3 separate regions of the Homo sapiens genome follow, and regions 1 and 3 are each linked to region 2. A link is a contact called in ENCODE Hi-C data. All regions are on one chromosome and are shown on one strand. The core of a region is the stretch at or near the end of the contact, and the rest is flanking DNA. Distances in the headings are between cores, read along the strand shown. Region 1 holds the start of H2AJ (H2A.J histone). Region 2 holds the start of CMAS (cytidine monophosphate N-acetylneuraminic acid synthetase). Region 3 holds the start of ERGIC2 (ERGIC and golgi 2).

Region 1 (2,855 bases), core at 92-2,591, 7.3 Mb after region 2:
AGCAAAGTCAAACCGATTCTCAAAGTGAATATGATATGATGAAGACAGGATCATTATGAAGCTAGAAACTTGACAACATCACTTTAAAAGCTCAAGCATATGTAACCCACGACTAAAGGCGCTGCAATGTTATGCAATATGACTGTCAGGGGAACGAATTTCCAACCTCATGACTCACTTATTGAACGTTTCCTTCATTAAAAAAAAAATATGAACATAAAAGTGCTATATAAAGATATCTGATATCCAAAGCATGAAAGCACAGCAGCTACTAGGCTAGGAAGAATCTCAAGTTGACATCGTGCCATCAGAGCCACCCTTCCAAGACGGAAAGTTACTCCACTTTTTGAAAAATATGGCCGCAGACACTTCCTGCCCCGAGCTCAGCTCGATCCGACGGTATCTTCCCAGAACTTGGTCCTGAGTGCTCACAAACTGGCAGGAGAGCGAAGGCTCTGTGAAAGGGAAGTAAAAATAATTCCGAAGGAGGCCTCACCGCACCGACTCTGCCTCCCCTTTGCCCTACTGACAGCGAGGTGGCTTCCACCCTGCCCACCTCCAGGCCACCCTCCCCTGACGCCTCGAGGGTGACCTGCGGACTAAAGCCGTCCAGAGTGGCTCAAGCCCACCCACCAGTGCCTGCTCCAGGGGTTTCCCGGTCGCCCCCCTCCCCTGGGGCCATCCGACATGTCCCCGCGACTACACAGCTCTCTCGACCAAACGATTTTCACCAACTTTATTGGCTCCCGCCGGGACCCTCGCCGCCCACCTCCCCGCTAGATGTCACCGGCCCTCCATGACATCCAGCACATTCAAAAGCATTGCGGGACGACCATGAAAAGGGCCTTTGCTGGGGGAGCCAGCTCCCTGAGGGCGGCGTCAGGGTCATTTGCTCTTCGTCTTCTGACTCTCCGTCTTCTTGGGCAGCAGCACGGCCTGGATGTTGGGCAGGACGCCGCCCTGAGCGATGGTCACTTTGCCCAGCAGCTTGTTTAACTCCTCGTCGTTGCGGATGGCGAGCTGCAGGTGGCGGGGAATTATCCTGGTCTTCTTGTTGTCACGCGCGGCGTTGCCAGCCAGCTCCAGGATCTCCGCCGTAAGGTACTCCAACACCGCCGCCAGGTACACCGGCGCCCCGGCGCCCACTCGCTCCGCGTAGTTCCCTTTGCGCAGCAGTCTGTGCACTCGGCCCACCGGGAACTGCAGGCCCGCGCGGGAGGAGCGGGATTTGGCCTTTGCTCGCACTTTGCCGCCCTGTTTCCCGCGACCGGACATGATCACCTCTCGCCTACAACTCCAGAGACGGAGACAAACCGCTCTCGGCGTCCGGTACCGGAATGCAACGTACCGCACCCGAACTGCCTCTACAAACTCTTTACGGCCGCGCGGCAGCCCCTTTCCATTGGCTCTGGTGACCAATGACAGGCAGGCTCCGCTCCCAACTAGCGCTCTGGAAGAGAGACCGCCTCCTCCAGCTCTCTCCAATCAATAGAGCAATCTCCGAATCCTCATTTACATAGCCGCTCACATAAATAACGAGGCCAGCCGGCTCAGTCTTTGGGGACCCAGATGAATTTAGCGGTTACGGGTTTTCCACGACCACGCTCGCTTCCAAGCACATAAACTCGTAGGAAATAAGAAAACATGGTTGGAAACAGAAAACAATCCAGAAGAAGAGCTACAGGGGTTGTCCGTAGACGTTGCTATGCTAAGTGGATGTTCTCATATAATACACCGTACTACTCAGGTAGGTTTCTGTCTCCGCAGCCCGTGCTGCTTAGGCGAAACAACAGCCTGTCCGCGGAATTCTGCCTGCCCAGGACAGGGTCCGTGGACTGTTTCTTATACAAGCGCCTTGCCTCCAGCTAGCTACCCAACAGTGTAGAGACCACCCTGGTCTCCCCGCAGGGTCCTGCGGCTCACAGCCAGCCAATCGTTCACTTTTGAGTCTGAAGCTAGAGTGATGACCAGACGTGAATGCTTCCTGTGCTGACGGGAGGAACAAGCTCGCCTAGCCAAAATATCTTTTGTCTTTGAGGCTATGGGCCTGCAAAGAGCCACTAGGTTTTATTGGAGAGGCCAAAGTCTTGGCCTTGGCTTGCTCCCCGCAAGCCAGGGCGCCACAGATCAGCGGATCGGGTCCTCTGCGAAGACGTGGAGGTCCCCCGGGTCTCTTTGTAAATGAGTCCAGAGACTAAAGTCAGAATGGCAGCTTATTCTTATATACCTGAATTGTGGACCCATGCTTTTTGAAACAAAAAGAGTGTTTCAAGTGTTTTGTTTTAATTAAAAATTACTTTCTCCTAATTCATCGAGGTCATTTCATTTTTACCTGAACATTTTCAGTAACACAGTTAACACCGATACGTGATGTAATGTTGAACGCTTGCTTTTTAAAATAAACATTTTATGTGGATTCATTTACATTTAAAGTAAAGCAAATTTACCTTCTCACTATCCGAATAAAGATTTGACTTCATTGAAATAACATTTTCAAATATTTATGTATATGTCATTACTGCCTAGAACAATGATGAACCCATACTGGGGACTCAATAAATGTCTTCAGAGCTATTGTCATGGTTTAGGCGGTCTTTCCGGAGCCAGTCTGCCTCAGCCTAAATCCTGGCTTTACCACTGAGCAGTGACCTTTGATAAGTTATTTGACTCCTCTACCTGTATCAAAGTGTTTTGAAAATTAAATACGTTAGTAAGCATCCAATAACTCTTAGATATACCAAATAAATGGGCATACAAATCTCTGATGCAGTTTTTAACGAGATGTTCCTGGAATGAGTTCTGTAAACTAGCTTAAATTTTTGCCTGTATCTTGGGGAATTTTCAAGAGTTTTTAA
Region 2 (2,866 bases), core at 164-2,663:
TTGGTCCATCCAGGACTTCTTTTGGGTTGAAACATTAAGAAAATTAGTATATTTATACTTTTTTGGCATCTCCCGTTTTTGAACAAGACTGGTTAAATGAAAATCATTTACCCATATATTAATATGGGTAAGCAAATATAGGTTCAAAAAGAAAAAGAGATGACTTCAAAAACAGTCATCTCTTTAAAAATCGAAACATCAAAAGGTTAACATAAATTAATTTCCACAATAACAACACATTCAAATGTAGTTAGGTTGAAGCTATATGTGTAAATTCATTCTTGGCACAGAATTCGATCTCCCTTCTTTTATGAATAACATCAGCTTGTAACTCCTGACCAATTTGGCAATGTATCTAAATTACGCATAATTAAAACTGTCCATAGGGCAGGCGAGGTTCCAAAGGTATGATTAAATGATTTGTAAGTATTAATATATCATAAAACAGTCAGTTGTACACCTTCCCACTGAGTCTCACGTATTTATAAATGTAGGGAGTTTTCTAGATTGTGCTGACTCACAGGAAGATAGCTGGAGTATTTTTCAAAGGTTAGGAAAAGATCTCCAAGCTGAGCTTGAAATTCAGCTCTGACACCCCGACACTCAACTCCATTCATGAACCTGATGCCTCCCTAATCGAGCAGCACCAAGCAGTTATCAGAGGCTGAGCAACAGGGGAGCTTCGATGGCCCCCATCCAAAGAAGTTCACATATTATCACAGATGTTGCACCGGGGTGGCCTCCTTTACTTTTCCCCGTAAGGTCAACCCGGGAGGAGGGGACGGTTGGGGAGGTGTAATCTCCCCTTTTACGGATGATTCTCAAGGGCGGAGACAGGAACTGTCCCAGGTTATGACCATTGGCAGCTACGGAACAAGGAAGGAGCTGGAGCCCTTCCTCCTGGGCTCTCAGCCCGGCCCCAGGCACCCCGGATCTTGCACATCCCTGGCATGAGAGATGGCCCCCTTCCAAGAGCGGTGGCCCCGGAGGCCCCAGCCCCTCCAGCAGCCCGACTCCCTCTCCCGACCCCCGCCCAGGCCGCGCCGCCCACTCTCGCACATGCGCACCTCTGGAAGGCCCCTGAATCCAGGGCCGCACGCAGGACCCAGCCAATGAGCGGGACCCCCGCCAGGTGCTTAATGTTCTTCAGGGGGATGCCTTTGCTGCCTCCCCGGGCCAGAATTAGGGCTGCCAGGTGCGGGGGCTTCTCCACACCTCGGCCCTGGCCGCCGCGAGAGTTGCGCTGCAGCTTCGGCGGCCGGCCCCGGGACGGTCGCCCCCGCGGGTTGGAGACGGAGGTGGCGGCCCCCTTCTCCACCGAGTCCATCTTCCTCCCACGCCTTCTCCCCAGCTTCTCCACATCCGGGAGCTAGTCCCTCACCACCTCAGCTCGGCGCCGCCCGATCCCCGCCTGGCAGCTGGCGCGCGCGGCCGTCCCTCGCCCCGCCCCCTCCCCCGCCCCTCGCGGTGCTCGCTGGGAATTGTAGTCCGCGGCCGCCTCGTCTGGGGCCAGTAGGCCAAGTAGGCTCTGATGAGGTGACCCCAAAACTAAGTCAAGCAGTGGGAGTCCAGAGATATTTGGAGGAAGTGCGGCTTTTGGGGTGCTTGCAAGTGTCTGTAAATTTCTAAAATTAAAAAAGAAAAAAAGTATTTATAATTGCTGAAGAACTTCCCCACTTTAGAATTGTGGTGGGTTTCCCGTTGCATACCTTGATGCACCCTGACACGAATCCATTTTATATTTTAAAATGTACATTTTAAACATACACCTTTTTTTAATGCCCCTGGGTCATTTTTTCCAAGAAATTACTGACCAGCTCATTCAAATATCCTACAGGCGCCTTAAACTCAACGTTTTAAAAACTCCATTTTTCATATGCTCTCCGCACTTTGATCGACATCAGCATTCCCTAGCAGCAGAAATTTGGAAGTCAGCTTTACTGGTCACCTCTAGTGTGGCCGACACTTGGTTTTTTGGTTTTGTTTTGTTGTCTGCTAAAAATCTTTTCCTTTTAGGAATTGATCCCTCTCTCATCCGGTGAGGGTTTCCCTCACATTCTCTGCACTGTGTGTGACCCAAGCTGGTCCATCTACGCACCCCATTTTCCTTAACACACCTGTGGTCTAGGGACAGGCATATGACCAAGCAGAGCCCACTGGAGTCCTTTCCAGAGAGTCTTGGAAAGAAAGGATCTTTCTCGTGCTGACTGGGTGCTAAGGACCTTGTTAACCTGAAGCCTCAGGGCAAGGGTAGGGTAGGGCGGCAGGGGGGCTTTGCTGTTCTGAAATGGGCTGGAAGACTGATGTTCTCCCTGAGGAAGCAGAACAATGACATGTAGGGATTAAAGAGAAAGAATTCTGGAGGCATCATTTAAACTCTTTTTTTTTTTTGAGACAGATTCTCACTGTGTCCCCCAGAAGGCTGGAGTGCAGTGGCACAATCTCGGCTCGCTGCAACCCTCTGCCACCCATTCTCAAGCGTCCTGAGTAGCTGGGATTACAGAGGGGCACCACCACACCCAGATAATTTTTGTATTTTTAGTTGAGTTGGGGGTTTCACCAGGTTGGCCAGGCTGGTCTTGAACTCCTGACCTCAAGTGATCTGCCCGCCTCAGCCTCTCAAAGTGCTGGGATTATAGGCATGAGCCGCCACGCCTGAGCATTTAAACCCTGATCCAGCCAAGAGGCTCAAAGACATACACCCACACACACCTCTCTTAGGAAAAAAAAAAAAAGAGACTTTAAAGCAGGCATCTCTGACCTAGCATGCATTTTGTCTTTCAGCATGTTTGCAAGCCTATATTTGGAAGTAGAGTCTTTTACATTTCTGAGATGGAGGCTGATACAAACAGAAAGAATGGATTGT
Region 3 (3,179 bases), core at 184-2,683, 7.3 Mb before region 2:
ATCCAAGCAAGAGCCCATATTCACAAAGAAGGAAGAGTTGCTGATGCCTTTACGGCAAAGATTAAAAAAAGGCATTTTAGATGTATATTAATTTACTTAATCCTCGTAACAACTCTGAGATATTATCATGCCCATTTTACAGATGAGCAAATGGAGACACAAAGAGATGAAATAATGTGGTCAAGGTTACATGCTAGTAAGTTGCTGATCTGGAATTCTAACCCAGGAAGTCCTGTCTCCAGTGTCTATGATTTCACCCACTACACTATACTTCTTAAGCATGTCAAGAAAGTGAGAACTTTAAATTGATTTAATTAGACTAACTCTGAAAGTCTGAAAATAAAATTGATTCATTGGAAACTTTTCATCAGTCCTTATTTTGGGGGATATTCAATTTAGTGAAATTTAGTATTTCAGTAAAGGTTAATTCACTACATAAAACAATGTGATTTTTTTCCTTTGAGGCACAGTTTAGTATTGTGATCAAGATTTCCCTGACTCTCCCAGCGGTCTGAATTTGGGTAAATCACTTCACTACCCCTTGACTCAAATTCCGTATTTATAAAACAGGTAAATACTGGTATTATCTTCTAAGAGTGTTGTGAGGATACGCAGATTTTTTAAAAAAGCAGTTAAAGCCTTTAAACAGTAATTATAAGCAGTTGTCATAATTATGCCGTTGTTAGACTTCTAGGTCAATGAATCAGAAAATTTAAATCTCAATGTTTGATTATAAAATCTGGTAACAGATGGGTGAAAAGGAACCTGGAATGGGTTTACTCTCCAGGAGTTCACATTTAACTTTTCTTTCCGAAGTTCCGTCTATTAACTCCTGTTCTATGAAGTGGTAGAAAAAGATGAGGTATTAATTTTCTTTCTTAACAAATATTTGAAGGCATAGTTGGTGTTGGCGAAGGGAGATGAGGAAGACATATGTGCTTTCTTATGATATTAAAACCTGGAAGACAATAAAAACGCTGATCAAATAATAAAAAGCGTTACCTATGGCGGAAAAGGAAGCTCAAATGTTCTTGTCAGGGGAAAACGACACAAAAACTGAAAGAGGGAAACAAAACAATTGCACAGGTGATATGCATTAGGGTTGTTAGGGATAATTTCTGCGCCCAAGGCTCTTATTAGTAATGAAATACGGTGTGAGGAGCTGAGATTCGTTCTGCAGTCTCAGTGTTAGTCGGAAAGTAACCCCTCCCTTCCCATAGAAACAGAACCGGACTGGCGGCGCGATTACACCTAAAACAAGTTGCAACCTCATTTCCCTGTAGGCACGCCTCTTTTATCTTAACCACGCCTCTTCATTCCCTAAGCACGTCGTAAGCAAAGGGAATATCGCGAGATCTGTACATTGTCTCTTTTCTGACGTTTTCAGCTGTGATAGTCGCTTTTGTTCTCGCGATATTTCCGGGTACGCGGGAGCCCCGGCGACCCGGGCTTCTGTGAAACATGGCGGTAGGCTGGGACCATAACACAAGGTAAAATACTGAAACACCGCTGGGTGCTGTTCCCTCGGTTGTTCCAGGGCTGTTTAGGGCGTAAATGCAATTGAGGGAACTGGGAGCCTGTCATGGGCTTGGCTTCCTGTCTTCATTGATCTCTAGAGAGCCGGTCGGACGGAGAAGCCGCTCCACCTCCCACGGGGGCGTTACTGGCAGGACCCTAGGCAACGATGCTACTGGGAGCTTCCCTTTGCCAGGTCCGGGTGCTTGTGTGCTATCCTGCAACTCGAAGGAGTTCAGGTGCTTCCTCGATCGCACCTGATTCTGACCCTTTGCTTGTCACAGTGCCCGGTTCCCAGGTGGTTTCTCCAGTCCGCAGGCGAGTAGGATCCCAATCGGTCGAGTCCCAGTCCTCCCGGATGTCAGACTCCCTACCCCCATTCAGACAAATGCCACATTCGTGGCAGCACGTTGCCCTCTGTCTCTTTAAGAGTCTTGGCCTTGCCCGGAAGGAGTTTCGCACAGTGCTTCGGAAAATGAGAAGGGGGCGGGGGAGGGCGAGATGCTGAGAGACAGGTTCGACTGTCACTACTTTTCCTCGGCGCAGGAAACCTTCCGAAGGCAACGTGTCAACTCGTGGTGGAGAATAGCCTTGTTTATCTGTAGTATATAGAGTTGACAGGTCATTGTTTGAGAAAACACGTTTAAATAACTTTTATATTTTAGTGCCCCCGAGACTTAAAGACAAAGTGGCATAATAGCTGTTAAAATGTTGCCAGACTGGTTTTCAGAAGCAATGAAAGTTACAGTTAAAAACAGGATTTATTCATTTGAAGTTGTAATTCAGTATTTCAGTTAATTGCCTAGCCTGATACATTGGACTCCAGTATACAGCAATTATAAAGAATGAGCCTGGCTTGTTCACTGAAAAAAGACATGGTTATTTACCTAATTTGTTTGTTGATATCTTTAAGTTGTTGTAATTATGCCAGTTCTAGTGGAAAACATGAGGAAAAAAATTCTGATTTTTTGGGAGGGTGGGGGTTGGCGGTGCAGGGATGGATAGAGAGAGGAGGATTTTTTTTTTTTTTTTAAATGATGGTGAACTTTAGTATACAGTTGCGTGTTATAATGGCTTCCTGGTACAAATCATAAAAATATATCAAGTTTGAAAGATCTCTCAAAGGAAATCAGGCCTAGTCTGGAACAACGAGAGTTAGGGAAACAACAACAACCACCCACACATTTTCTTTCTTTGGGGATTGATGATTTAAGTGAAAGAAATGGCTATTTTTTTTTTCTTTACCAGAAGTTACTTTTAGGCAGTCAGTGCCTGCTAAAAATCCTATTTAATAGTTTCCCAATATTTATTGTAATTCTGCCTCTTAATGTCATAGTGGTCAAATTATTTAACCTCTCTGTGCCTTAGTTCCTTCATCGGCCAAATGAAATAATGATACTTAACTCATAGGAAGGTTGTGAGGATTGAATGTGTTGAAACATACAAAGCATTTAGAACAATACCTGGCACACAGTAAACACTCAATGCATGTTAGCTCTTGTTATTTTTTATTTTCATTTTCTAACATCTGTAGTTACAAATGTTGCCTTGTTACTTAGTCAAAATGTAGACTGAAGAAGATATTGTTTAAAATAATATCTTTCTGAACTCCAGATTGATTAAACACTCTGATTGGTGTGGTTAATGTGTCCTTAAACTCCCAT

Evidence for each region. Hi-C counts contacts between places; a loop is a spot of excess contacts on that map. Pooled maps may share reads with other maps.
Region 1: a loop to region 2 is called in a pooled map, with 4 times the contacts of the local background. The contact joins the promoter of H2AJ here to the promoter of CMAS in region 2. A Hi-C loop is called at or near these places in 4 of 50 pooled maps.
Region 3: a map of B cell shows a loop between it and region 2 (32-fold over the local background). The contact joins the promoter of ERGIC2 here to the promoter of CMAS in region 2. A Hi-C loop is called at or near these places in 2 of 168 maps with a recorded cell type or tissue (B cell and naive thymus-derived CD4-positive, alpha-beta T cell) and 7 of 50 pooled maps.

The regions. Positions count from the first base shown.
Region 1 is chr12:14,772,891-14,775,745 of GRCh38, reverse strand. H2AJ (H2A.J histone) reads right to left here and starts at 1,341. Exons shown (of 1, transcript NM_177925.5): 1 at 722-1,341. The coding sequence starts at 1,275. The coding sequence ends at 886. RefSeq lists enhancers at 231-380, 87-1,003, 891-1,050, 1,061-1,390, 1,581-1,790 and 1 more.
Region 2 is chr12:22,044,765-22,047,630 of GRCh38, reverse strand. CMAS (cytidine monophosphate N-acetylneuraminic acid synthetase) reads right to left here and starts at 1,413. Exons shown (of 8, transcript NM_018686.6): 1 at 1,068-1,413. The coding sequence starts at 1,327. RefSeq lists enhancers at 281-986, 1,302-1,596 and silencers at 1,289-1,516, 1,160-1,529.
Region 3 is chr12:29,379,426-29,382,604 of GRCh38, reverse strand. ERGIC2 (ERGIC and golgi 2) reads left to right here and starts at 1,433. Exons shown (of 14, transcript NM_016570.3): 1 at 1,433-1,490. RefSeq lists an enhancer at 1,701-1,870.